3 separate regions of the Homo sapiens genome follow, and all the other regions are linked to region 2. A link is an interaction called in ENCODE POLR2A ChIA-PET data of the cell type or tissue named here. Cell type or tissue: HepG2. All regions are shown on one strand. Each heading gives the region's core, and the rest is flanking DNA. Links, peaks and the distances in the headings are about the cores only. Region 1 overlaps SYNE3 (spectrin repeat containing nuclear envelope family member 3). Region 2 has its middle 6.2 kb from the start of SYNE3. Region 3 overlaps SYNE3 (spectrin repeat containing nuclear envelope family member 3).

Region 1 (8,000 bases), core at 1-8,000, 53 kb before region 2:
AAATAGCTTGATAGTAGGCAAACAGTGGCTGGAATGGGTAGATAAGGGTGGATACATGGATGGGTGGGTGAGGATGTAGCCCACTCAGCCTCACCCTCACCTGGGCCTTGGCCTTCACTGCATCGTACTCAGCCTTCATTCTCTTCTGGGCATCTTCGTCCACGCTGGGGTCCCCGATCCTGTTGAACAGGGAGGCTGCCTCCTCCAGCAGCCGGTCCAGGAGCACCGCCTGGTTGTCCACGTTGTGCAGCAGCACCTGGGCGTGGCTCAGCTGCCACTGCTTCTCCTTCAGGCCCAGCTGGAGCTCGATGTGGGGCTCCAGTGTGACCATCATCTTCTGGAACCAGCGGTAGAACTCATCTCGGGCCAGCAGGTACTCGCTCCAGTGCAGCCACACCCACTCGATGCGGCTGTGGGCACAGAGACCTCAAGGTTGTGAGGGAACCAGCCACCTGCCTCCTGGGTCGGGGGTCTGTGCTGTCACCCCCTCCCCAATACTAGGGGGCTGTGGTCTGGGGGCATGATGATGCCCTTTCTGGCCTCTGAGTCACCTGGGCAGCTTGTTGACACTCCAGATTCTAGACCCTCCCTCAGTCCTACTGGATAAGACCCTCTGCCCAGTAAATAAGCTCCCTGCGTGAGGGTAGGAGCCAGGGGAGCTCAGACTCCAAACTTCCTCCCAGAACCACCAGTTTTGGGGATGCATCTTGGGGAGCCGTTTACCTCCAGCACCTTAAATCCTGGCCCTGAACTCCCACTGTCAATGCACAGACACCCCCAGTCATTTCTCTTTGGCACTGGGGCTCTAAACACAGTTTCTCCAGGCCGCTGGCACACGCACACCCACTAATTTTAGGAGCAGACTGCGGTTGGGATGTGTCCAGTCACCTGCAGAGCACTTTGGATCTGTCTTTACTAACAGCAGGCATGGCCTAAAGCTCAAGCTCAGATCCCCAGCCTGTCTCCCTGGGGGCTGGTGGTCAGTGTCCTTAGACTGGCTTCCCAGCAGCCTGCTTGTCTCTGACCCTTCCCCATGGCTGGGGTGAAGGAGGAGCTCCTGCCATGTGGAATGCTGCCCCACTGACATCTGTGACATCTGCATCTGTGGGCTCGTTGCACCCAATGGGGACGGAAGGCTGGGAGCCTGCGTGTGCGTTCCAGGGGTGCTGTGAACTCACTCTGCAACCCTGCCTCTTCACATGCCTTAGTTTCTCCATCTCTAACATGGAGGTGGCTCTATCTCCCCAGCCAACATCAAGTCACTGTGTTAGGAATTTCCAGCGCAAGGATTTAGAAAGCAGGAAGCACTGTGCAAAGTCATTCCCATCTCCATGCACATCCTTGCTTTATAAAAATGGAGATGATCCTGGCAGCTCTTGTTTACTGAGGGCCTACTTTGTACCAAGCAGTGTGCCTCGCTCTTGATATTTGCTATCCCCTCCTAACTTCCTAACAACCTTCAAGGAGCACTTGATTACTCCCATTGTCCAGAGAGGTGCTTGAGGTTCAGCGAGGTCAGGTAACTTTCCCAAACCACATAGGAAGTAACCAGCAGGACAAGAGTCAATGCCAGGTCTGTCCGAGTGTTTGCTCCCCACCACCCCCTGTCCCGGCCAACCACCACCCAGCTTCCTGGTACAAGCAGGGACTCTGGCTACAGTGCTAGCAGGGCCCCAGGCCTTCTTTCTCCAGAGCCATTGTGCCATGCTCTGGAGGATGCACACACGGTAAGTCTCTTAGGAATTGTTGACAAAACACGCTGGGTTCCCAGTGTCTATTATCATCATTCAACCTGATTATAATTAGAAAGAGGCAGGCAGGGCTGGCCCTAATCCCAAGAGAATATCCTGTCCCCCAGAATCCCAGGACTGGAGAAATGTCTCTTGGGCAGAGGGCCCAAGCTAGTGTCACAGTGGGCAAGGAGGGTAAATGGCAGCTGTGGACAAAGGCCCTGGATGCCCTACCTGTGACAGTGAGTCATGTAGGTGACTGTCTCCTCCCATTGGGCCTTGATGTCCTTCAGCCGGGCCAGGATCCCGGGCTTCTGGTCCCCAGGGCAGCATGCCAAGAGGGCTTCAGCCATCCGTAGCACGAGGTCCACCCTCACACGCCCCTCGGGCTCCAGCTGGCATATTTTCTGTTGTGGACACACAAGCCAGTTTCCAGGGTTGGCAAAAGGCAGACAGGCACAACCTTGGGAAGATAGTGGCATGGTGCAAAGAGCCAGGACTCGAAGGCCAGAGGATCTGGGATTCACATCACAGCCCCTGCACCCCTTCTTGTGGGGTCTTGGGCAACCTGCTACTAGCTCTGAGGGTAGGAGGCGGGAGCAAAGGCGATTAGCATGCTGGGTGCTGTCTGATGAATGGCTCTCTCCTTCCCCACTCGGCCCATTTCTAGAGTGTGAACTCAGACAAGTTTCATTCTCTCCTTGGACTTGGTTTTCTCATTTGTAAAGTGCAAGTATTAATCGTATCTATCTCTCAGATTTTTTTCAGGATTAAACGATGAGAAAATGCATGTGAGGTACATGTTTCAGTGTGCAGCGTGAGCATCTACCTCTCAGGGGGACTGCGAGGAGCTGGCCCAACCCAGGGCCCAGCTGAGCCTCCAGAATCATCTCTGTCTTTCGCAGTTTGCACCAGAGCCTTGCTCCTGAGGCTGCTCCCACCAGAGACCAAGAGCAGCTGGGACACTGAAGCAGCTCCCTTCCTGGGAGATGCTGAGTGAGTGACTGTAACTCACAAACAGCTCATGTTCCTGCAAACTGCCTTAGAACCCACAGCTGTCTGAGATGGCCCCTCCTGACCCTGCTCCTTCCTCCCTGCTCTTCTGGCCTTGGGATCATATCTGCATCCCTCTGACCAGCCTCTCCTGGCTCCCTTCCTCCCCATATTCTCCCAGCGGGATCCCCCTAATAAATACCATGCACATTTCATCTCATCTTGGTGTCAGCTTCTTGGAGGACTAAGACCAATGCATGATGTCCAGCAAATAGTAAGTGTCCAAGTAATGCTAGCTATTGTCATTGCTGTTACTATTGCAGTTCAGGGGCAGCTAAGGCTTGGTCTCTGTAGGCAAATATGACTGGATTCCAATCCCAGGGCCACTCCTTACTGCTGCTGTGACCTTTGTCACAGGAGTTACATTCTCTAGGCCTAAGAATGAGGGAAGATAAGCATTAGGTAATGTAGGGAGAGCCATGAGCACGCTGCCCAGCCCACACCGCAACCCAGTCACTACCTGCTCACTATTATTATTATTATCCTTATCTTTGGATCTGTCTTTACTAACAGCAGGCATGGCCTAAAGCTCAAGCTCAGATCCCCAGCCCGTCTCCCTGAGGGCTGGTGGTCAGTGTCCTTAGACTGGCTTCCCAGCAGCCTGCTTGTCTCTGACCCTTCCCCATGGCTGGGGTGAAGGAGAGCTCCTGCCATGTGGAATGCTGCCCCACTGACAGCTGTGTGACCCCAGGCAGGTCACTAGGCTACTCTGGGTCTCCCTTTTTCATCCTGAGACAACGATAACAGTCTCTGCTTGTCCACCTCCCAGGGTTATAATATTAATTTTAAAAACACTTTTATCCAGGTACAGTGCTGCATGCCTATAATCCTAGCACTCTGGGAGGCTGAGGCAGGAGAATTGCTCGAGCTTAGGAGTTTGAGACCAGCCTGGACAACACAGTGAGACCATGTCTCTACAAAAAAAAAAAAAAAAAAAAAAATTAAAAATTAGCCGGATGTAGTGGCATATGCCTGTAGTCCCAGCTACTTGGGAGGCTGATGTGGGAGGATCGCTTGAGCTTGGGAGGTCGAGGCTGCAGTGAGCCGTGATCAAACCACTACGCTCCAGCCTGGGTGCCACAGCGAGACCATGTCTCAAAAAATAATATTAAAAATAATAAAAATAAAATAAAAACACTATGAATTAAACATGGGTATAAGTTAGTGTACTTTGTAAACTGTTGAACAATTATGTAGACCCTTCCCCAATGTGTGCAAATGGGCAATGGTCCCCATCCTTTTTTTACTCCATACAATAATCGTTGATGATGACGATGATGATGACGATGATGATAATAGTATAGAAGGACTTCCCCTCCTACCTTTGTTATCAAAGAGTGAGGCAAACAAGCTCCTTCCAAAGGCTGTCTCTGTGTGCATGTGAGTGGGAGGTGCTCAGGGAGAGTGAAGAATGGGGAGATTCCTCAAGAGAGGGAAAGAGGGTTTGTTTGGCCAAGTAGCAGGATGTGGCAGGGGCCCAGGGGGTGGTGGCCACAGCAAGTACCCACACAGGGACCCCGAGTCCCTCTCAGCAGCGAGCAGTGATGGGGAAAACAAAAGTACCATAGTGGCCAGTGTGGCCTGAAGACCCAAGGGCCAGTGTGGAATGTTCTAGACTGAATACGATTATCCACCCAGGATGTTTCACACCACCCAGGGGCAGGGTTCCACAGCATGGCTGAGGATGAATTTGTTGCCATTCAGAGAGAGATTTAATTTGATTAAAAATAATAGTAGACCAGGCGTGGTGACTCATGCCTGTAATCCCAGCAGTTTGGGAGACCAAGGCAGGAGGATCGCTGAGGCCAGGAGTATGCAACCACTCTGGGCAAGACAGTGAGGCCCCATCTCTCCAAAAGCATTTTTTTTAATTAAAAAAAAAAAAAAACTAGCCAGGCACAGTGGCATATGCCTGTAGTCCTAGTTACTCAAGAGGCTGAGGCAGGAAGATTGCTTGAGCCCAGGAGGTTGAGGCTGCAGTGAGCCATGATCACACTACTGCACTCAAGCCTGGGCAGCAGGGCAAGAACCTGTCACTAAAAAACTAAAAATAAGAAAAAAAAGAGCCGGATGTGGTGGCTCACGCCTGTAATCCCAACACTTTGGGAGGCCGAGGCGGACAGATCACGAGGTCAGGAGTTTGAGGCCATCCTGGCCAACATGGTGAAACACCGTCTCTACTGAAAATACAAAAATTAGCCGGGCATGGTGGCGCACACCTGTGATCCTAGCTACTCAGGAGGCTGAGGCAGGAGACTTGCTTGAACCTGGGAGGCAGATGTTGCAGTGAGCCGAGATCACAACACTGCACTCCAGCCATCACACCACTGCACTCCAGCCTGGGCAACAGAGCAACACGCCGTCTCAGGAAAAAAAAAAAAAGAAAGTAAGATGATATTTCTGATTCCCAGAAATGTGAAAGGAGACTTCATATTCCCCAAGCTAGCAACACAATAAGTCCAAATTTACAAACAAGGGAGCTGGGGACCCACAGAAACCACCAGCCTTGAGGAATGATTCTCTACAGCTGCCAGAGAAGCCTCCTCCACACCTGCTCCCAGCTTCAGCTCAGATGGAGTCCAGCTCTGAAAATCACAGGAGCCAACAACTCTGGGGAAGAAGTGAAATTCCATCTCCCTTGGCCACACCCAGAAGGAGCAGCCAGGTCTGGAATGTCCCATGCGGACAATGGCCCCTTCTCCAAAGCCTGGTGTCCTGACTGTGTGGTCCCCCCAGACCCCTGGACCTTCGTCCTTCTTATCCTCATGAAAGAGGCACAGGCTGGACAGAAGGGGACACAAAGACCCGAGACCCACTGCCTTTTCAAGGGAGTGAGTTTGATGCTTCTTTACCAAGGCAGAGGAGCTGGCTGGTCCAAAGGCAGGCAAGACACCAAGCCCCCTTCCCCGACCTGGAGAAGAAACGTCTGCCCTGAAAGATCAACCTGTAGGAAGTTTATTGGAGGCTTGAAGCCAGGGGAGGCCAGAGGCTGTGGCTAGGCTGGAAAAGCCGAATTTTGAGAAGTAGATTCCACTCTTTTTCACTGCGCTGATGATTACACTCTTTGGCTGGTGTGAGATTCTTTTATAGCCCATCACCAGCAAGGACACAGTCCAGGAGTGCTTGGCAAGGTCTGCGTGGCCAGCTGGGAGAAAGTACTTGAACTGCAGCCACAGAATTATTCCAATTTGTCGCAGCCAATGAGGGCAAGGGGAAGGTGGGGATCGGATGTAAGGAAACACCTTGGAGAGAAGTATCAGGAGACCAGGAAAGTGGAGGAATGGGGTTAATCAGGGTTTTCCCTCAACCCAGCCAAGACCAGGTGACCCCCAGCTGAGCATTATGCTGAGTGCTAGGGTCCTGGATGAACAAGCTGGTAGGAAAGAGGGCTGCAGATAAGAGCGCAGACGACTGCAAAAAGGGCCAGGAGAGACCGCAAAGTAGTATGAGAGCTCAGGGAGGGATGGGAGAAATCCAGGAAGGCTTTGTGGAGGAGGTGGCATTGGCATGAAGCCTGCAGGTCTCTAATTAAAGACAACTGGAGAAGGATATTTGAGCAAAGGTAGGGAAGTAAGATATATTGAAGGATGAATGCATTGGGAATCCAAGCCTTGAGAAACACCAGGGTGCTCCTGACCAAGACGGTGGCCCAGAAGCTGGTGAGGAAGCTGCCTGGCTCAGGCCAGGACCCAGATACAGGACAAGGGAGCCTGAGATCGTGCCACTGCACTCCAGCCTGGGCAACAGAGCAAGACTCCCTCTCAATAAACAAATAAATACATATGCTGGAACCTGGGAGTGTGGCTGGAAGCTCCTAAGACCCACTGCTGGAGGCTCTGGGGATGGGCAGGGACACTTGGTATGCTGTGTATCCCAGCTTCTAAAACCACAAGAAACGATCGCCTCCATTTCGCCAGCTCTGCCAGCATACCCTGCACTGTGCATACAAGCATGTCTATAAATGATCCTCCTTAATCCTCCCTCCTTCCTGAAAGGCAGCAGCTATCACTCTCCCCGGAAGCAAGCTGAAGCTCAGAGAGCTCTGGGAAATCCTCCTGAGGTGCCACAGCCATGGCAGACTTTGGAGCCCGGGCCTGCAGACCCAGTAGCCAAGCTCTCAACCCAGGAGCGATGGGTTCTCCAATCACACCTTACAGAAAGCCCCCACCCCACGAGGATTCTGGAGTTTCCCTTAACCCCTCGGGAACACAAGGGGTGAGGGGGTTCATTCCTGCTCTACAGATGGGAACATGAGGTCCCGGGAAGGCATGGGACATCCTCCCGGCTGCATGGCTATTAAGAGTCAGAACTGGATCAGAGCCCACGTCCCTGTCACTGCAGCAAACAGGCACTGGAGACAAGCCAACAGAGTTGGTGGAGGAAGCACAAGAGAGACCCCAGCACCCGGGGGCAGGTCCCATGGGTAGGTCGAGAGGCACTAGCTGCCCCCTCTTACCAGCTGGCAACAGGAAAACGTTTTCTTTCTTATTGTGAAATTGGTTTTGAAGTGGCAAAACACACAGTAAATGAAGCATGCCGGAGCCCCGTGGGAGGAGACACTGGCAGAACGCTCAGGCCATGACTCCCCTCTGCCTGGACTCCCACCCCCTCGGGGCTCACAGAAGTGCTGCCTCTGGCTTCCAGGGCCCATCCACCCTGGTCCTGCCAATGTGTCTTCCTAAGGACCACCCTTGACTTTGCTTAAACCAGAACCACCACCTGGAGGGAAAGACCCACCAGCAAAGGGTAGAAAGTTTAAAATGCTAAGCACCCTAACACAGTGGGCACACAGGCAGGGCTGTGATGCTCACAGACAGGTAAGGTCAGGAGCTGGGGCTGAGAAAGGCGGAAACTGGTCAGGAGAGATGCACGGACAGGAGGGTTTCATTTCTTGTGCACACCCAGACCCACACAAAAAAGCATTCCAAGCAGAGGCAACACATGGACAAAGGCTTGGCGGTGGAAGGTCTACGAGGTCTTCTGCCAATCAAAGGAGGGCGTGAGCTTGCAAGGTGTGACAGTGGCTGGAGCTAAGGCCGGTGTAAGCTTGGGAGGTGTGACAGTGGCTGGAGCTAAGGCTGGTGTGAGCTTGCGAGGTGTGACAGTGGCTGGAGCTAAGGCTGTTGTGAGCTTGCGAGGTGTGACAGTGGCTGGAGCTCAGGCCAGTGTGAGCTTGGGAGGTATGACAGTGGCTGGAACTAAGGCTGGTGTGAGCTT
Region 2 (8,903 bases), core at 904-8,903:
ACAAAGAGGGCAGGTGACTTGCACAAGGAGAGAGATGGCTCCCCCAGGCTGCTCCAAGGGTGGAGCTGGCCACTGTAACTCAATGTCCTGCAGGAAGAGATGGTTGGGTACAGTTAGGAGCTCAGGCTCTAGTGCCAAAGTGCCCAATTTGCAACTTTCAGCTGATTACTCATACTTGGTTTCCTTTTCTGTTGAATAGATCTAATAATAGGAGCTTATCTTGTATGGTTTTGTGCCTGGTATTTGAGCACCCAACTCAGGCGAGCTGTTATGTTATGGTTCTGGGAATGGTATGATTGCTACAGTTTCTGCCATACAGCTATTCAGTCTTTCGTCAAACATTCCTGAGTATCTACTATGTGCTAGTCTCTGGGAATATGAAGAAGAATGAGGCATAGACTACTACCTCCAAGGAGGTCAGGGTGTAATAATTCTGTGTCAGGGGACCATGGTGCACAGAGATGAACTGTCCCTCCTGCTGCCGGTGCAGTGCAGAGCACCAGTTCAGAGCAGTGGAGATATTCACTTTCCAGGCCCAGCTTTGCTACTTATTTAGCTGAGTGAATCTTACACTGTAAGATTCTGTTACACATACAGTGTGCACATACAGTCTAATCTTACACTGAATGTGACCTCTTACAACATTGGTTTTTCTCATCTGTTAGATGGGGATAGCAATAATTTTTCATAGGTGAAAACACATGTGATAAACATATTTTATAAAGTACAAAATACTGTGCAGATAGTTTTGTTATTATCAATGTGATTGTTATTATCTTGGGCTTTACAGGGCTTGCTGCTTTTCAGAATACTCTCCCATTCCATTGCTTTTCTTAGAGTCTCGCTCTGTCACCCAGGTTGGAGTGCAGTGGTGCAATCTTGACTCACTGCAACCTCCTCTCAGATTCAAGCAACTCTTGTGCCTCGGCCACTTGAATAGCTGGGTCTACAGGCACACACCACCACACCCAGCTAATTTTTTGTATTTTTAGTAGCGACAGCATTTCACCATGTTGGCCAGGCTGGTCTCGAACTCCTGACCTCAAGATATCTGCCTGCTTGGCCTCCCAAAGTGCTGGAATTACAGGTGTGAGCCACCATGCCCGGCCATCCATTACTTTTCTTAAGCCTGACATAAACATCACATCAAAAACAGAACCCTATTTTTTATTTGATGCCAATCTTTTTCTCTCCAAAGTAGTCCACATGGAAGGAAAACAAAAGTTGAGTAAGCAATGCGAAGGGATGGGGCAGTTTACAACTAGGAAGTCCACAATACCTTCGTCTTCAGCATTACCTGCAGCTACATAAGGGGGTGGACATGAAAACCCATCTGGAAAAAAAAATCTGGCAAAGGATTGGGGGAAGAGCCCCTTTGTCATCTCTGGAATTGAACACAGGAAACCCCGCCCTGAGACCTTCCTTTCAGAAGCAGCCCAGAGAGGGAACCACAAGAAGGGCACTAAAATTATGCTGTTCGGAAGTTCTGACTCACTTGGCAGCGCGGGCTGTTTGTGCAACGTACCAAATGTCCTCCAAAAAGCGAAGTTTTTACCACTCTTTCCCTCTGTCCCTTCCCTGCAGCCAGCATCTCCACCACCACTCATGGGGAAGCAGGAATCAATTTAATAAGCCTGGGGAAATTATCTGGGTCTGTTTCACATTTGCTGTTGGTTAGCCAGCTTCAGTGGCAATCTGCACAATCCTCATTTTGTAAGCATGATTTTTTCAGTTGTTTGTGTGTGTGTGTTCAGTCTCCACAGATAGATTACAACAAAAGCTGCAATGGCTTTTCTGGCTAATAAAACACCTCATGGGTAAACTGAGGCAAGAGAGTAGGGACGAGGGGCATTGCCCAGGGTTCCAGGATAGGAATTGCTGTTCAGAACATTTACATTCCCATCTCTCCATCTCTAGCCTGGCTTCCCACTTAGTGGTGAAGTACATAAGTGCTTTCAGCTTAATACGGATGAAAAGCTCACATTAAGGGTGCCCACTTCTGGGGTGCCCCATCAGAGAGGTCTTGGTCTGAGCCTGGAGAGCTCGTTCTCAACCCAGTTCTGCTCTGAACTTTTCCTTCTTCTTTGTTTTTTCCTTGCCGGTTCTCCAAGTGTTAGCCTGTCCTTTCCCACTTGGGTGCTACATGTGCTTCTAGGGTGAGCACAGCCAGCACCCTGGTTTGTTCACTTCCTCATGGGCAGCTGCCACCCATCAACTGAGCAGAGGTACCCCTCTGGGTGGCAATGAGTCATCTCAGTACCAAGCAGGGGAACTGGAGTAACTTGGAATATTCCTCTACATACATTTAATTGTACTGCATTTATAAAATACAATTATATATAACATACAGGACTGGATTCTCGGATGATGGGGTTCTAACTCTTGTTAAGGCTGCTAACTAGCTGTGTAACCTTGGGTCACTTCTAAGTTTTTGAATCTGTGAAATGAGAGAATTAAAAAAGATTTTCTCTAAATTATTCCCCCAATTTAAGTAACTATAAGAAATATATATATACACACACACAGTATTATATACAATGTAATATATGTAATGTAATATACATAATACATTATGATATATTGTGTGTATGTGTGTATATATATATATATATATATATATATATATATACACACACACGCATACATATATATATTGTATTGGCTGGCCAGGTACAGTGGCTCACTCCTGTAATCCCAGCACTTTGGGAGGCCAGCGTGGGAGGGTCGCTTGAGCCCAGGAGTTCAAGACAAGTCTGGGCAACATGGTGAGACCCCGTCTCTACAGATAAATAAATAAAATTATCCAGGCAGGGTGGTGCATGCCTGGTTTCAGCTACTTGGAGCTGAGGCAGGAGGATTGCCTAGGCCTGGGAGGTCAAGGCTGCAGTGAGCCATGATTGCACCACTACATTCCAGCCTGGGTGACAGAGTGAGACCCTGTCTCTCTCTCTCTCCATTATATATCTTTTTGAAAAAAGAAGATCTTGTTTGTATTAAACAATCATCATTTAACATAACTAAACACCACTACTATTATACTCCAAGGAATAAATACTAAGATAAACAAAAGTGTTAAAGGAAAATTGATAAATTTTATTCCTAAAAAATAAAATCTGGCTGGGTGCGGTGGCTCATGCCTGTAATCCCAGCACTTTGGGAGGCCGAGGAGGGTTGATCACCTGAGGTCAGGAGTTCAAGACCAGACTGGCCAACATGGTGAAACCCCATCTCTACTAAAAATACAAAAAAAAATTAGTCGGGCATGGTGGTGGGTGCCTGTAATCCCAGCTACTCAGGAGGCTGAGGTAGACGAATTGCTTGCACCCAGGAGGCAGAGGTTGCAGTAAGCTGAGATCAGGCCACGGCACTCCAGCCTGGGTGACAAAGTGAGACTCCATCTCAAAAAAAAAAAAGAAAAGAAAAGAAAAAACAAAAACAGAAAACAAAGAAAATATACAAAATTCTTCTGGAAGAGGTCTGCCATGTTTCTCGTTTCTCCCAACAGTGGGAAGCCTGGTCTATTCTTTCTGCTTCTGTTGGGACTACTTTAAATGCATGTGGGTTTTTTGTTTAATTAAATGCTTTATTTTGAGACCACTGTAAATTCACATGCAGTTGTAAGAAATCATACAGAGAGGTCCCCTATATGCTTTACCCAGTTTCCACCGATGGCAGCATCTTACAAGACAATGGTACAGTATCACAGCTAGGAAACTGACAGACACCCACACGACACAAAACGCTTCCGTCACAAGGATCCCGCATGCTGCTCTTCCCCCTTTCCCCATTCCCTCCTTAAACTCTGGCAGCCACTCCTCTGTTCTCCTTTCTATAATTCTGTCATTTCAAGAATGTGATAATAATGGAATCACACGGTGGGACTGCCCTTCTCCACTCAGGGTAGTTCTCTGGAGCGTCACCCAGGCTGGCTCCCGTATCGAGTCTGTGCCTCCTCGTTGCTGAGCAGCAATCCACAGTGTGACGGATGCATCACGGGCTGGGTCACCCTTCCCTTGTTGAAGGACATCCGGGTTGTTCCTGGTTTTTGGCTATTATCAATAAAGCTGCTATAAACATTTTGTACGCACATGTGTGTCAATATACATCTTCACATCTTAAGTTTCAGCTGTTGGATCTAATACCCACTTACAATCCCATACCATCAGATTTCTCTTACTTTTTCCTAGTGATGAACGCAGCTAGTGATGAAGGATGTTTAAGTGTCCAACAGTTGCCCAGGATTGGGTCTTGAGTTGCAGAAATCTAACAAAAACCAGTTACATGGTTCTTGCCATCAAGAAATTTACAGTCTGTTGGGGAAGTGACATTAAGACACACGAATCATTCACAGAACTAAGTAATGCTGCATGTCATCAAATGCGAGACTGCATGGTACAAAACTGACTTGTAGAGGAACCCAGAGACAGGAAAGAGAAGTGACAACACGAGTGTTTGGGGAGTCCTCTGGATAAGATGTGAGATATATCTCAAATGATGGACACAAATAATGATATTTTATATTTATTAAGGGCTTACCTACCATCTGCCACACACTGTTCTAAGCCTTTACCTATATTGTTAATTTAACCCTCATCATCACCCTTCAGGATAGCTCCTATTATCATCCCATTTTCCAAATGAGGGAAAAAAGGTGAAAACTTGGCCATTCACCCAGCTATTATGTGACTCACCTAGGGTACACACTCAGGCAGTCTGACCCCAGCACCCACTCCATCGCTGTGGATTCTGTCTCATAGCAATAGTGGTCATGATTCAATTCCATTCTGTTTCTTAGGTTATATTTTCCACACACAGCATATGCTATAGCTATGCTGAGCCTTCTGGAGGAAGGTTATTGATAAGTTCAAACACTGTTCAAACAAACCAGCACCACTGTTAGTAACGTAACAGGTGAGAAGTCTGTGTGTGATGTATCTGCTGGGGTGTGTGTGTGTGTGTGTGTGTAAACAGCAAGGCTGAAGCCTCCAGTTGTGTGATTATCTGTATATGCAGCAAAACACGCACACACCACACACATCAAAGTTCCCAGCTCTATATGATAAAACACAGAAGCAGCTGAGCCCATTTCAGATAATGAATGTGGTTTTGTATTCTCTGAATTGCTACATACCAGGAAAGTCACTTCCAGGCTCAGCTACCTCCTGAGTTGCTAAACATACAAGATGTGTGATCACGCTTCGCTCACAGCACTGATGGCTGCTCACCCTTTCAGCTGTATCATTTCGGTTAAAACAACAGCATACCACGAGCCCGGCATGTTTGCTTGCTTTTGTTTTGAAATCTAAATGCAGCCTTGATAATGTCGGTGCTTCCATCGATGGGGTGGGTGGCAGAGTGAAAAGCTCCCTGGATCAACATCTCCTGACTTGCTGTCTCTCTGAGCTCTGCATTTCCCAGTCGGCTGGGCAGAGGCGAGCCATCTCACCTCCTCCTGTCTCCACATTTAGAAAATGGGGCCAGTTCTTCCTGTTTTCCCTGTAAGAGCTGCATGAGATTCACATAAAGATGATGAAACGCACTGCAAACTTTAGATTCTGTGCAAATGTGTACGACTATGGTAAATTAAACCCTCCGCTTACTATGCTTCCAAAGAATGCTTCACGACAGACACCAACTCAGGAAGAGGCTGTGAGTAAGGAAGACTTCCCCACTAGGGAGGAAAATGAAGCTTTCCGTGTTTTTTTTTTAATCCCTGGAGACATGTTTTTGAACGTTGCTGAAGTGTTCTCTCCTTGCTTTGACAAGTGTGGCTGTTCTGAACATGTGATCATATTGGAATCGCTGTGTGATAGGCAGAGTGCCCAGGAAGCCAGGGAGGCTCTGAACCCAGCCCTGGCAGACACACGGAGGTGTGGCCTTTGTACCCTCTTTAGGGCAGTGGAACCCATGCAGGGCACCTGCACCACCCCCACCCATCCCATATGAGCAGCCGGTGCTTGGCTCTTCCGGGAAGCCCACACTTGGGGCCCAGCCCTGTCCCTCTATCCTAGCGGCATGGGCTGGTAAATGCCAAATAGGTCCATGTATCTTATAAAACCTGCTGCTCTTGATGATAATTCTTGACAGCCCAGGACACTTCCCTAACAGAGAAAGTTGTTTCATTGCAGTAGTCTAGTTCCAAAACCTTAGAATCTTATTGCCAACAACTGGCATGGAACACATGCAGAACAAACATTTTCCAACAGGACTGCCGCAGGTCCTTGCAATGGCAATAGCTGCAGCACCTGGCCTAAGATTTTAAAGAACTTTCATCCTAAATTTCTTCTTTGATGTTGTAGACTTGGTATGCAGAGAAAAATGGCCAGTGTCGCTAAATGCACCTCCTGGTTAATTACAAAGCCCTATTCAGCAGACAGAAGCAACCTCTATAAACAGGCAAGAGGTGTCCTCAGGTATTTCAAAGGTCTCGGCTAGCACCATGCCAATGGGATGAGTGCACCAGCTTCAGCAATCAAGCTTGTTTCATCATCCAAATGGAAACATTTCTGCAAAATGACTGGACTCTATCTGCTCTGTTCACTAACTACAGAAATGGCCTAAAACAAAGGTTCACACACAGACAAAAGTAACAGCCAGAAGACACCTGACAAATTCACTGGCCCAACTCTATCACGTTGCAGAGCCCCTTAGAGGTGAAGCGAAGCGCCCAAGGGCAGCAAACACTGATTGCATCAGCCCACACTGTGTTTACCTCCATTGCAAAATCCACGAGACCCTGGGTCCTTACCTGGCCTCTCTCTGTGGCTTCCTTTTTTTTTTTAAGAGACAGCCTTGCTCTGTTGCCCAGGCTGGAGTGCAGTGGTACTATCATAGTTCACTGCAGGCTAGAACTCCTTGGCTAAAGTTATCTTTCCACCTCAGCCTCCCAAGTAGCTAGGACTATAGGCACACACCACTGCTCCCAACTAACTTAAAACTTTTTCTAGAGATGGGGCCTCACTATGTTGCCCAGACTAGTCTAGAGCATGTGGCCTCAAGCAATCCTCCTGCCTCGGCCTCCCAAAGCTCTGGGACTACAGGTGTGAGCCCTCATGCTCAGGCCCTCTGTGGCTTCTGGTAAATTCCTCTTCCCTAAAGCACTTGCTCCTAGTTCTCCTCATGGCCTGTCCCTCCCCAGCGATATGCGTTCCCCAGGTTTTCTTCTCTGCACTCCTTCTTGCCCCCCCACCCGCCCAAATCTCCTTTATCAATAGATCCAGACCCGTAGAGGCAATAATCTGCATACTCTCTCCCTTTATTTCAGACATAACCTGATGATTTAGATGTTCCTCAGGCACCTGGAAACAGAAATGTCCAAAAGTAATTCCTGAACTTACCTTTCCAATCCTCCTTCCCCCTCCCGCTGTATTCCCTGCATCATCAAGTGCAGTCAGTGGCTAAGCAAAACCCTAGGAATAAGCCTGAATCTTCCCCTCTTCCTCCCAGCCCCCTCCCCACAGTCAGCCAGTCACCAAATGCTGTCATCCCTACCTTCAAAGAACTCAGCTTGCAGCAGTGCCCTTCCCCCATGCCCCCACCCCAATACCTGCAAAGGTTAAATCTGATGACCCTCTCCTAAGTGGCCCCGTTAGCTCGGCCACCTCCAATCCATCAACACTCCCGCAAGGGTGATCTCTCAAGCACTCTGCAGCTTACACTCCTCCTGGGACTCTCCCTCATCCAGAGGAGGAGAGCCCAGTCCCTTACCATCTGTCCTCCCCTCAGCTATGTCCAGTCCTGCATTTCTCAAGAAACGGCCTGGCATTCTCCCAGTGGACCCAGGGGCCTCTGTGCCTTTGCCCTGGTTGCTCCCTCTTCCTGGAATGTCCCTCCTTTTTATATAGAAGCACTTTACCCTTCTCTCAAAACTCAGTTCAAGTGTCACCCCCTACTAAGCTTTTCCTATCCCTTAGGCGCTGACTGAGCTTTTTCCGAGAGCTCCATTCCCTTCTCCAGTTCTCGGGGGCATTCTTGCATCTGTCCCCATCACAGGACTGCGAGGTCCTTGGGATTTGGCAGCCTCTTACTCCACTCTGTATCCTGCTTAGCGCAGAGCCTGTGGGTGCCTCACTGAATGTTTCTCCACCTCCTATGGCACCTGTGCTCGATATTATGAGTTTCACACAATTTGGGATTTGCTGAGATCCTGCTCTGTATTGTTCACCAGGTTATGTATTCTTTATTCAAGAATTATCTATTGAACATATAGTAAGTGCCAGGGATGGCACTAGGGCACCAGGTTACAAAAATGAATCCTACCCAACTAGAAGTTGATGGCCTAGTGTGTGCGTGGTGGGGGTGGGGGGAGGAATAAACAGATACAATTACAATGCATACACTCCCTGAAGAGGTTCTGATCCCCAACCACTGTGAAACAGGGCTGGGTAGTAGCACAAGTGAGGTGGTTATATTCTTTGAGGCCTCTAATTGTGTGTCCTGGGTTGACATCAGCATTTGCAGAACCACTTTATGGACGGCCCTTTCTGACGTAACGTCGGCTGAGCTCTCTTATCAAGCCCACTGGTTTACACAGTTAGAAAAATTCAACTTTACACCAGTATTATTCAGTCCCTCAACACCTGATGAAATGTACTAGGTATTTCCAAGGTGTCTTCCAAGTACTAACATGAAGTATGTAACAGAGTTAGAATAACTTTATCTGGCACAATGGAGTAAAGTATTCCTTTTTTTAACATAACCTTAAGCTGTGTGTGTGTGTGTGTGTGTGTAGTTTTTGTTGGCAAGCTAAAATAAACTGCATGTTTCCTTGACTTCCTATTCAGAGCATGGGGAAAAGAATTTCTTTTTCTTGCTCGGAAGCATAATACAAGGCACTAGTGCACAAGGAACAGTCACGGGTGAAGACTGTTCGCCCCTCCTTACATCGAATGCCCCAGAATGCT
Region 3 (8,000 bases), core at 1-8,000, 71 kb before region 2:
CTTGGAAAGAAAGGCCATGCCCTGCAGCTTAAAAACTATTAAGAGAGGTCTGGTGCAGTGGCTCTTGTCTAATCCTAGCACTTTGGGAGGCCGGGGCAGGCAGCTCACTTGAGGTCAGGAGCTCGAGACCGGCCTGGTCAACATGATGAAACCCCGTCTCTACTGAAAATACAAAAAATTAGCCAGGCATGGTGGTGCATGCCTGTAATCCCAGCTACTTGGGAGGCTGAGGCAGGAGAATCTCTTGAACCCGGGAGGCGGAGGTTGCAGTGAGCTGAGATCGCGCCACTGCACTCCAGCCTGGGTGATAGAGCAAGACTTCGTCTCCAAACAAAAAGCCACGAAGAGAGAAAACAAATTATTGTCCCAATGTAAGCCCCAAGCGGAAAATCACAAGGGTAGACGTTTCAAAATGCAGGCACATGGCCAAGTAGTGTACCCAAGGGTGAGCAGGGGCCAACCCTGGTTATTGGTTCTCCTCGGTCATACCAAGGTGGCAGAAAAGGGGATGGAGAAATTGCCCCAACATGTTCATCCCTGTGGCTTGTGGGATAATGGGAGCTTTTTGTTTTCTTCTTCACACACCTTTACACTCTCCAAGTAGGTGTGCCTTTTATAATCAGAATGATTATACATCTCACACACGTTTGAGTCTTTTCCCACTCTTTGTGTCTAAGAATCTCTAGACACAAAATCATTTTATGGACTTCAGAGTTCAATGATGCCAGAGACAGTATGTACAGGCACACTGGGGACACCACAGTGACGGGCATCATGAAAGATGTTGTCTTCTGCTCATCCCACAGCCATACCTCCTTCTCTCTTCCCAAACAACCAGCATTTTGGGATGCAAAGTGCTCAGTTCCGAGGCACTGAGTCTAATTGGTACAAAGCAGTTACGGTAATCCCATCATCCTTGCCGATGATTGGGCCAGGAATAATCAATCATATGACCTTGACCAACCAATGAGATGTGAGGGGAGTGTGCGGGTGTCAGGGGAAGATTTGAAAGGCGGAAGTAGAGGTGGAGAGAGCCCTGTGCATCCGCGGCTCCATCCGGAGCCAGTTGTTGTTCATGGGAGATGCACGTTTGGAGCCGGAGCAGCCATGCTGGGGCCATGAGGCGAGACCTGGCTTAGAACTACAAAGGGCTTGGTCCTGGTGACACCACTGAGCTGTGGCCTGGCACCCTGGACTGCCTGAATGTCGCTGTTTTAAGATACCGCAGGTCAGGTCAGGTTTCTTGCCACTTGGAGCTGCAGTAAAGGCAATGGCCTGAGAACGCTGCTCTCTCAGGAGTGCTAATGCCTCCACCTGGGAGATGCTTGCGGGTGGGGAGCGTCCGTACGGAGCCCCGGGTTAACCCCCAGGAGCCGAGCTGACCTTTGTCAGTGTAACAAGCAAGCATGGACGCTCCCTGTGCACCAGGACTCAGCAGACCGGGCGCAGTGAGCTCTCCCCAGATATCCGGAGGACCCGGAAACGGACCTTCCCCTGGGAGAGAGACTGAAACACCATGCCCCGCCAGTGGCCCACCCCAGCCCCACCCAGTTGGCAGGACCACGGTTACCTCGATCTGGGGCAGGAAGGTGTGAAGGGAAGGCAGGTCCGGCAGGCTGGCAGTGACCTCCAAGAGCCGCTGGGCCAGGGCCTTCCACAGCTGCAGATCCTGCAGAGGCCGCTGGAAATGCTGCCACAGCTCCACCGCCGCGGCATTGCGCAGCCTCGCGCTCTTCACCTTCAGGCTGCAAGGAGCGTGGAGGGAGAAAATGAGGGAGGAGAGAGAGTGGGTTCAGTCCAGGGATGAGGCCTCCGCCAAGACCCTCAAGAGGCCCAGCATGCACTGCTCCCAGGGTGGGCCTTCTCCTGTTTCAGTTGCTGGGAATGTCTGCAGCAGTAGACAGAAGATGTAGCTGGAAGGGACTTTGATTAATATCACTATGAAAAGGCATCAGCAGCAGGCCTGGGGTCTTCCTGAGGACAGACACTGGGGCTCCTTGGGACCTGTAGTCTCATATAATTTACATTCATGGGCAGGATACGGTGGCTCACACCTGTAGTCCCAGCACTTTGGGAGGCCAAAGCAGGAGGATCACTTGAGGCCAGGAGTACGAGACCAGCCTGGGCAACATAGCAAGACCCCATCCCCCCCAAAAAAATTTAAAAATTAGCCAGGCATCATAGTGCATGCCTGTAGTCCTAGCTACTCGGGAGGCTGAGGTAGGAGGATTGCTTGAGCCCAGGAGTTCGAGGTTGCAGTGAGCTGTGATTGCACCACTGCACTCCAACCTAGGTGACAGAGCGACACCTGTCTCCAAAATAAATACATAAATAAATAAAAGGCACGAGTGTTCTCTGATTCTATAGTAGGTATAAAGAGCTGGGAGTTTGGAGCCAGACAGGCCAGCTATATGACCTTAAGTGGCTCAATATTAACAAGCCTCAGTTTTCTCACCTATGAAATAGGCAACACAGTGCTCCTCTCATATAATCATTCTAAGTGTTAGATGAGATGACACATGGAGACATTATTCTTCCAGTAACGGAAAAATAATTCATTCAGACTGGCCCTCCCACTGAGTACAAAAACAAAAGATGAAAAAATTGCTTGATCAAAGTTTTAAAAAACAAATAATAGAAATGTGAGTCTAACCAACTTTGACCCTGAGGGCATTTGCCAATCTGGAAGAAATAGCTACAAAACTGAGTTAGGGTTTTGGCAGCCACTCAGGATAAGGGTCTATCAAAAATGGGCAGATTCTGAAAACAGCACCTCACATGAAGCTGGGATCGCAAAGGTCCATGCCCTCAGGATAAAAGTGCACTGCAAGCAAGCCAGTCCAACAGACGGATGGCCCAGCTTCATGACCAAGGAATACAAGCCTTGAAGATAAATTATGGAGACCCTAGACCAGTCCTGCCTGCCCCCAGGCACCTGGAAGAAGCAAACAAAACCCTTTCTTGAGTAAGATACCGTCATTCTAGGCCCATTTAATTTCTACGAATAATTTTTCAAACACAATGTCCAGCACCAAGTCATAGGAAACCAATACCTGAAATCTCAGTGAGAGAAACCAGAGGGAGAGGAAGACCCTTGGCCACTCTGTCTCCCTGCCTACTTTGTGCACAGGAAATCCAACCCCCCAACCCCAGCCCGACCCCTACCTTAGCATCCCACGGGGGATCCAGGCCACTGCCCCAGTTTTATAGATGTAGGCCTGAGCACGCTGTGGGATGAGAGCCACACAGCAAAGGTAGGAGCTCCCTTTGTTCATTCTGAAGGAGCTCCCTGTACCAGGCAGAGGTAGGAGATGCACGACAGCTGCGTGGACAGTTGTACCATGTTCAGAACACCTCGGAGGCTCATGCAGTGAAGACAGGTAACAGATTTCAAATCAACACTTTGCTCGGTTCCACACAGGGAGGATACAGGGCTGCTGCATTTGCTAAACTAGGAAGCTGGAGGTCCTGCTGTGCCTGAGCCCGGGGGCTGAGGGACACGTGGAGGCTGGTCTGGAGACGGCTCAGATGTTGAAGTCAGCATCCGAAGGCAGGGGAATGGAGTCTGTCTATTGAAAAGCCCTCCCTTTGGGCCATCACCCCTCCCCAATGCTAACCTGCATGAAGAGTCATGATAGGATGGGTGGCTGAGCCACTAGCCTGGATAAATGCAAAGTTCAGGCCTCTTTCTGGGAGCAAATGCAAAACAGTCAAAGGGGACAGTGTCTGAGCCAAGTGAGAACCTCTAAAAGCCAGTCATTGAGAGGTACAAAGAATGATTTAGAAGTTACTATGTTGTAGGAGAAAGCAAGCCCGCCTTCTGGAGATGGGGAAATGTGGGTTCCAGCACACCCTGAGTCCCACCACCCTTGGCCTTCCCAGATACCTCTGATACTCCTGGATGGTAGCGATGACACTATCAGAGAGTGGCTTCAGGTTGTGAGGGAAGACGATGAGCTCCTTCAGCTGGGCTTGCAGCCGGTCCACCCGGGGCTCCTCCGAGGCCAGCGCCGCCCGTGTTGCCTGCAGCACATGACGACACCGCAGCGGGAGGTGAGGCTCCTCAACAGGATAAGTGTGTGTGTGCAGGAGGGTGAGCGTGGCCAGTGGAGGTGGGCTAGGCTAGGAAGAAACTGTCACCAGGGGCAGGAACTGGGGCCCCACTCTTGAGCTCAGCCCCTACCCTCCCATCTCTAGCTCCATGACCTGGAACTCAGCCTTTACTGTCTGGTGCTGGGCTACAGTTCTGCTCTTTATTGCCCCCTACCTCCCAGCATTGCCATGGCAAACACTAGCTCCTAATGGTACAAATAACTAATACTCAGGGGACACCAATGCCAGGCTGAGCGCCCTGGGTGTCCCATTCGTTTAAGCCTCACAACAGTCCTGAAAGGCTAGTCTCCGTGTCCCAATGTTATTTACAAGGAAACTTGGGCTAAGAGCTCTCTGACGGTTGCAGAGTCTGTAGATGGTGGACCGGACATCAGAGCAGGGCCTCTTCATGCCTCTAAAGGTGCTTTGTGAACCCGGTTATTATTCTCGGCAGGCCTAGAAGCTATTTGCATGGACTATTCCTAAGCTGCTTCACTTCAACATGTGCAAACACTCCAGACACAGCCTTTCACTGCTGTCCTGGGAAGTTCCACGTTTGACCTTGATCTGCAGGACTCTCAGCCCCTTGCTTGGCCCTGCTCAGTAGGAGGCAGGGTGGGGTAGTAGAAAGTGCTGGGCTTTGCCACAACACAGAGCTGGCCTGGAGACCCACCTCTGTCTTTTCCTAGCTGTGCACTTTGGGCTGTTTCCTCTTTGATAAATGGGGCCACTCTCACCAACCACGTGGGTCGGGTGATATTGACAAGGCACTTGGTACAGAGCAGGGATGCATTAGTCCCTCCCCATCCCCAGCTCCCTCAATCCCAGGAGGCAGCCTTGTGCTTCTGTCCTTCTTGACCATACCGACCTCTGACCGATCCTCCATTCACAGGGAACCAGGGGCAGCTCCAATTAGGCTTAGCCTGGGGTGACCCACGGATGAACAGGGTTTAGAGTATTAAGCTCAAGGGAGAAAGCACAAATAGAGGGAAGGATTTTAGGCAGCAGCTGGGGCAATAGGGGCCACTATGTAGGCAGAAGGACACAGAATCTGCCCAGCCAGCCCTGTTCATTCTCAAAAATGTTCCTATTGCTATTCAATTAGTTAGCAAACATAATGACGTCTATGAAAGTTTTCACGGAAGACCAGACACAGTTGGTTTGTGGGAACTGGCAGGTTGAAAATCATTCATGAAGAAGCCCAGCACATCAGTGGTCAGGAAAGCTGGCCGGCCTGCAGGAATTCAGCAGGAAGGGCAAGGGTGCAGAGGGTGAGCAAGACTGGGGGCTGTCCCTGGAGAGAGGCCTGTCCAGGCCACTGGAAGGCCCATCATCAACTTGAAGCAGTGCTGGAACACCCAGGGCCCTCATTCCTGGGAAGGACGCTGCCCCATGGCTGGGTGGCCTGGCTAAGCATGACCTTTTTCTAGGCTCAGTTCCCTCCTTGTAAAATAAGACCACATCCCTTCCAGCTCTGACATGCCATGCTGGGACCTATAATGTTGTCAGGTTTAGTTTGCTGATTCCTTGGGAGGCTCAGGAGGGTGGACCCTGCCAGGTAGTTGCATTTCCTGACCAGACGCTGGATAAGCTACAAATCCACCCTGACTTCAACCTTTGCTGCAAACAGTCTCCCTGAAACAGATGAGGGTCCTGTTCCCGTCAGCAGAGGGATAACACAAGTCATACCCAGCCCTCTGCTCTCTCGGGAGCATCCCAGGGTTGCAGTCCCAGGGGGGATGGATCCACTGATGTCTGGATTCCTGGTCTGTTCCTCTTGCTATGTTAATTTTCTAGAACTGGGAGCCTGAGCTGGCCCAGTGGTTGGAAGCATATGACCTTGAGTCAGATTGCCTGGGTTCAAGTTAAAATCCCTGTCTCCACCTATTGGATGTATAACCACAGGCAAGTCTCCTAGCCTCTCAGTGCTTCATTTCACACATAACAGAGGTTAAAGTAATTTTCCGAAAGCCACTCAGTTAGCAAGGGGAGAAACTAGGACTTAAACCCAGCTAGTCTGGCCCCAAAGTCCCCATCCCTCACCACTGTGCCACACCACCTCCAAGGCGCATTGAGGCAGACAGTCCTAAAGCAGGGGACAGTTCCCTTTGGAGGAAGGTGATAACTGCAGGGTAACCTGTTCTGCTACAAGATCGAATGAGAAGACAGCCCTTTGTTTCTCCCTACTAAAAATATTTTTGCGTATGAGCAGAGATTAGAAGGAAGAGAAAACATATAACAACAGTGGCAGAGTGCAGGTAAGATCTGGGATGGCTTCCCTTGGAGGTATCTCCTCTCATGAAGTCGTGATCCTGAGTTAACAATAAATAAAGACAGAGGTGGGGAGGGCCGTTGCTTCTTATTTTAAAACTCTCTTTATCCACAAGTCAAGCTTCAGTTCGTATACCTCGGGGGAGGGCTGGGGAGCCTCTGATGGGATGTCATGTCGGGGTCTGGGAAGCACCCCCCACCACCGTGGGCCTCTGCTGCTTGGCCTCCTAAAGGCCCATGTTTGTTCCCCATGATCTCCACATTAAGAGTTTCCCCTTCTGATCCAATATTCCCTGTTCCACGCAGAGGAAGCCCACACCTTATCCCACCACTGGGCAGGAGAGTAGCTTTGAGGCCCAAACCTGGCTGCCCAATCCCCCTCTGCTGTTATTTATTCACAGACCTACCATGTGACTCTAGGGATGTTGGGGAAAAAAGTCTCTGTAGGCCCCAGCTTCCTCATCTAGAAAATGGGGATAAACACCCAACTTGTCTACTCCCCGCTCAGGGAGCTGAGATACCAAGAATCCCGGAGAAACAGAGTGAGTGTGCTCAGGGCTCAGCCCGATTCTCCATCACAGAGGAGGTCTGAGTGCCAGGACCCTGGGCACAGACAGCACCCTGGGCTCCATGACTCGGCCAAGCACGCTTACCGAGTAGCGTCTCCAGTGTGCCACCAGCTCGTCCTCGGTCCCCGCTTTCGCCGCAGGCTGCAGGCCCTCCTGGGCCAGCCTCTGCAGGACCATCCTGAACTCACTGAGCTCAGCCTCCAGCTGCTTAATCTGCTGCTCCCAGGCTCCCCTGGACCGGAGCAGGCCCCGCAGCCGCTCCTCCTCCTCCTCCCAGAGGGCGCGCAGCTTCTCCAGAACTTTCCTCATCTCTTCCAGTTCTCCGGTGATCTTCTCTGCACCCAAAGGAGAGGTGTTCCGAATGACACCCGCAGACTGCTCCTCCAGCGTCTCCAGAGACTCCTCGCCCCTGGGAAAATCTTTGGCAATGTCCTGAAGAGGGTAGAGGGGTGAGGGAAAAACAGGCAGGGAAAAAGAATACAGTTGCTGCATTTTCCAGAGCAGACCTGGGACTGCCCTGCAAAACACTGATTCCTGGAGTCCTGCGTTAGAGCCAGAGAGGGGCCTTCCCAAGGGCTGGACTGTCTGCCTTAAGTAGCATGGACTCACAACCTGAGAACCCTATTCCTTCCCCATAAGTCTTTTTCAAGCCATTTGATTAAGTCAAGGAGAAAGTCTCTGTTGGGTGCTTCTGTCTTGAACACTTTCTGACATTTGTTTATCTTCCTTTCCATGCCTTCAGCTGGAAACAGTGTGGAGCCAAATAGAACCAAATGGCTCCGTTCGGTTTCATTGTATTTATTTGTGTGGTTATCTACCTATTTGGAATTGGCACCATCTTTTCCATTTATGACAGTGATATGTTTTCTTTCTAAATAAATAATCATCAGTTTTTTTAAAAATGAGTCCATTTAAATACAAATATTAAAGAAATAGTTCAGATACTGCACAGTTGTGGCAAAATGTATCAAGTGGTTCTTGAATTATTAAAGACATTTTACCCACTCAGTTTATGGAGGGAGTCAGAGGCTCATTGAAAGCCATTCAGCAGGTGAAAAGTGGGGAGCC

What was found. ChIA-PET counts read pairs that join two places held together with the same protein. Peaks named below come from ENCODE experiments on the same cell type or tissue, not always from the same donor. Only the 100,000 strongest peaks of a DNase experiment are listed, where the experiment ranks them.
Region 1: POLR2A ChIA-PET joins it to region 2 with 17 read pairs; 15 of 35 experiments call an interaction of 5 or more read pairs at or near these places.
Region 3: POLR2A ChIA-PET joins it to region 2 with 52 read pairs; 26 of 35 experiments call an interaction of 5 or more read pairs at or near these places.

What each region holds. Positions count from the first base shown.
Region 1 is chr14:95,465,831-95,473,830 of GRCh38, forward strand. SYNE3 (spectrin repeat containing nuclear envelope family member 3) reads right to left here. Exons shown (of 18, transcript NM_152592.6): 3 at 1,965-2,137; 4 at 101-410. Among named protein-coding and RNA genes, the nearest start is that of SYNE3-AS1, 46 kb to the right of the region's middle. In HepG2, for the core only: no CTCF peak of the experiment used is centred there; a DNase peak (open chromatin) is centred at 3,131.
Region 2 is chr14:95,518,375-95,527,277 of GRCh38, forward strand. No RefSeq gene overlaps it. Among named protein-coding and RNA genes, the nearest start is that of SYNE3, 6.2 kb to the left of the region's middle. RefSeq lists enhancers at 1-105, 5,418-5,712 and a cis regulatory region at 5,735-6,137. In HepG2, for the core only: a CTCF peak has its summit at 6,024; DNase peaks (open chromatin) are centred at 5,187, 5,937, 6,527, 8,457 and 1 weaker place; H3K4me3 peaks cover 2,008 bases.
Region 3 is chr14:95,448,361-95,456,360 of GRCh38, forward strand. SYNE3 (spectrin repeat containing nuclear envelope family member 3) reads right to left here. Exons shown (of 18, transcript NM_152592.6): 6 at 7,017-7,364; 7 at 3,887-4,023; 8 at 1,571-1,745. Among named protein-coding and RNA genes, the nearest start is that of SYNE3-AS1, 64 kb to the right of the region's middle. RefSeq lists enhancers at 2,959-3,751, 4,142-4,191. In HepG2, for the core only: a CTCF peak has its summit at 4,270; DNase peaks (open chromatin) are centred at 4,301 and 4,731.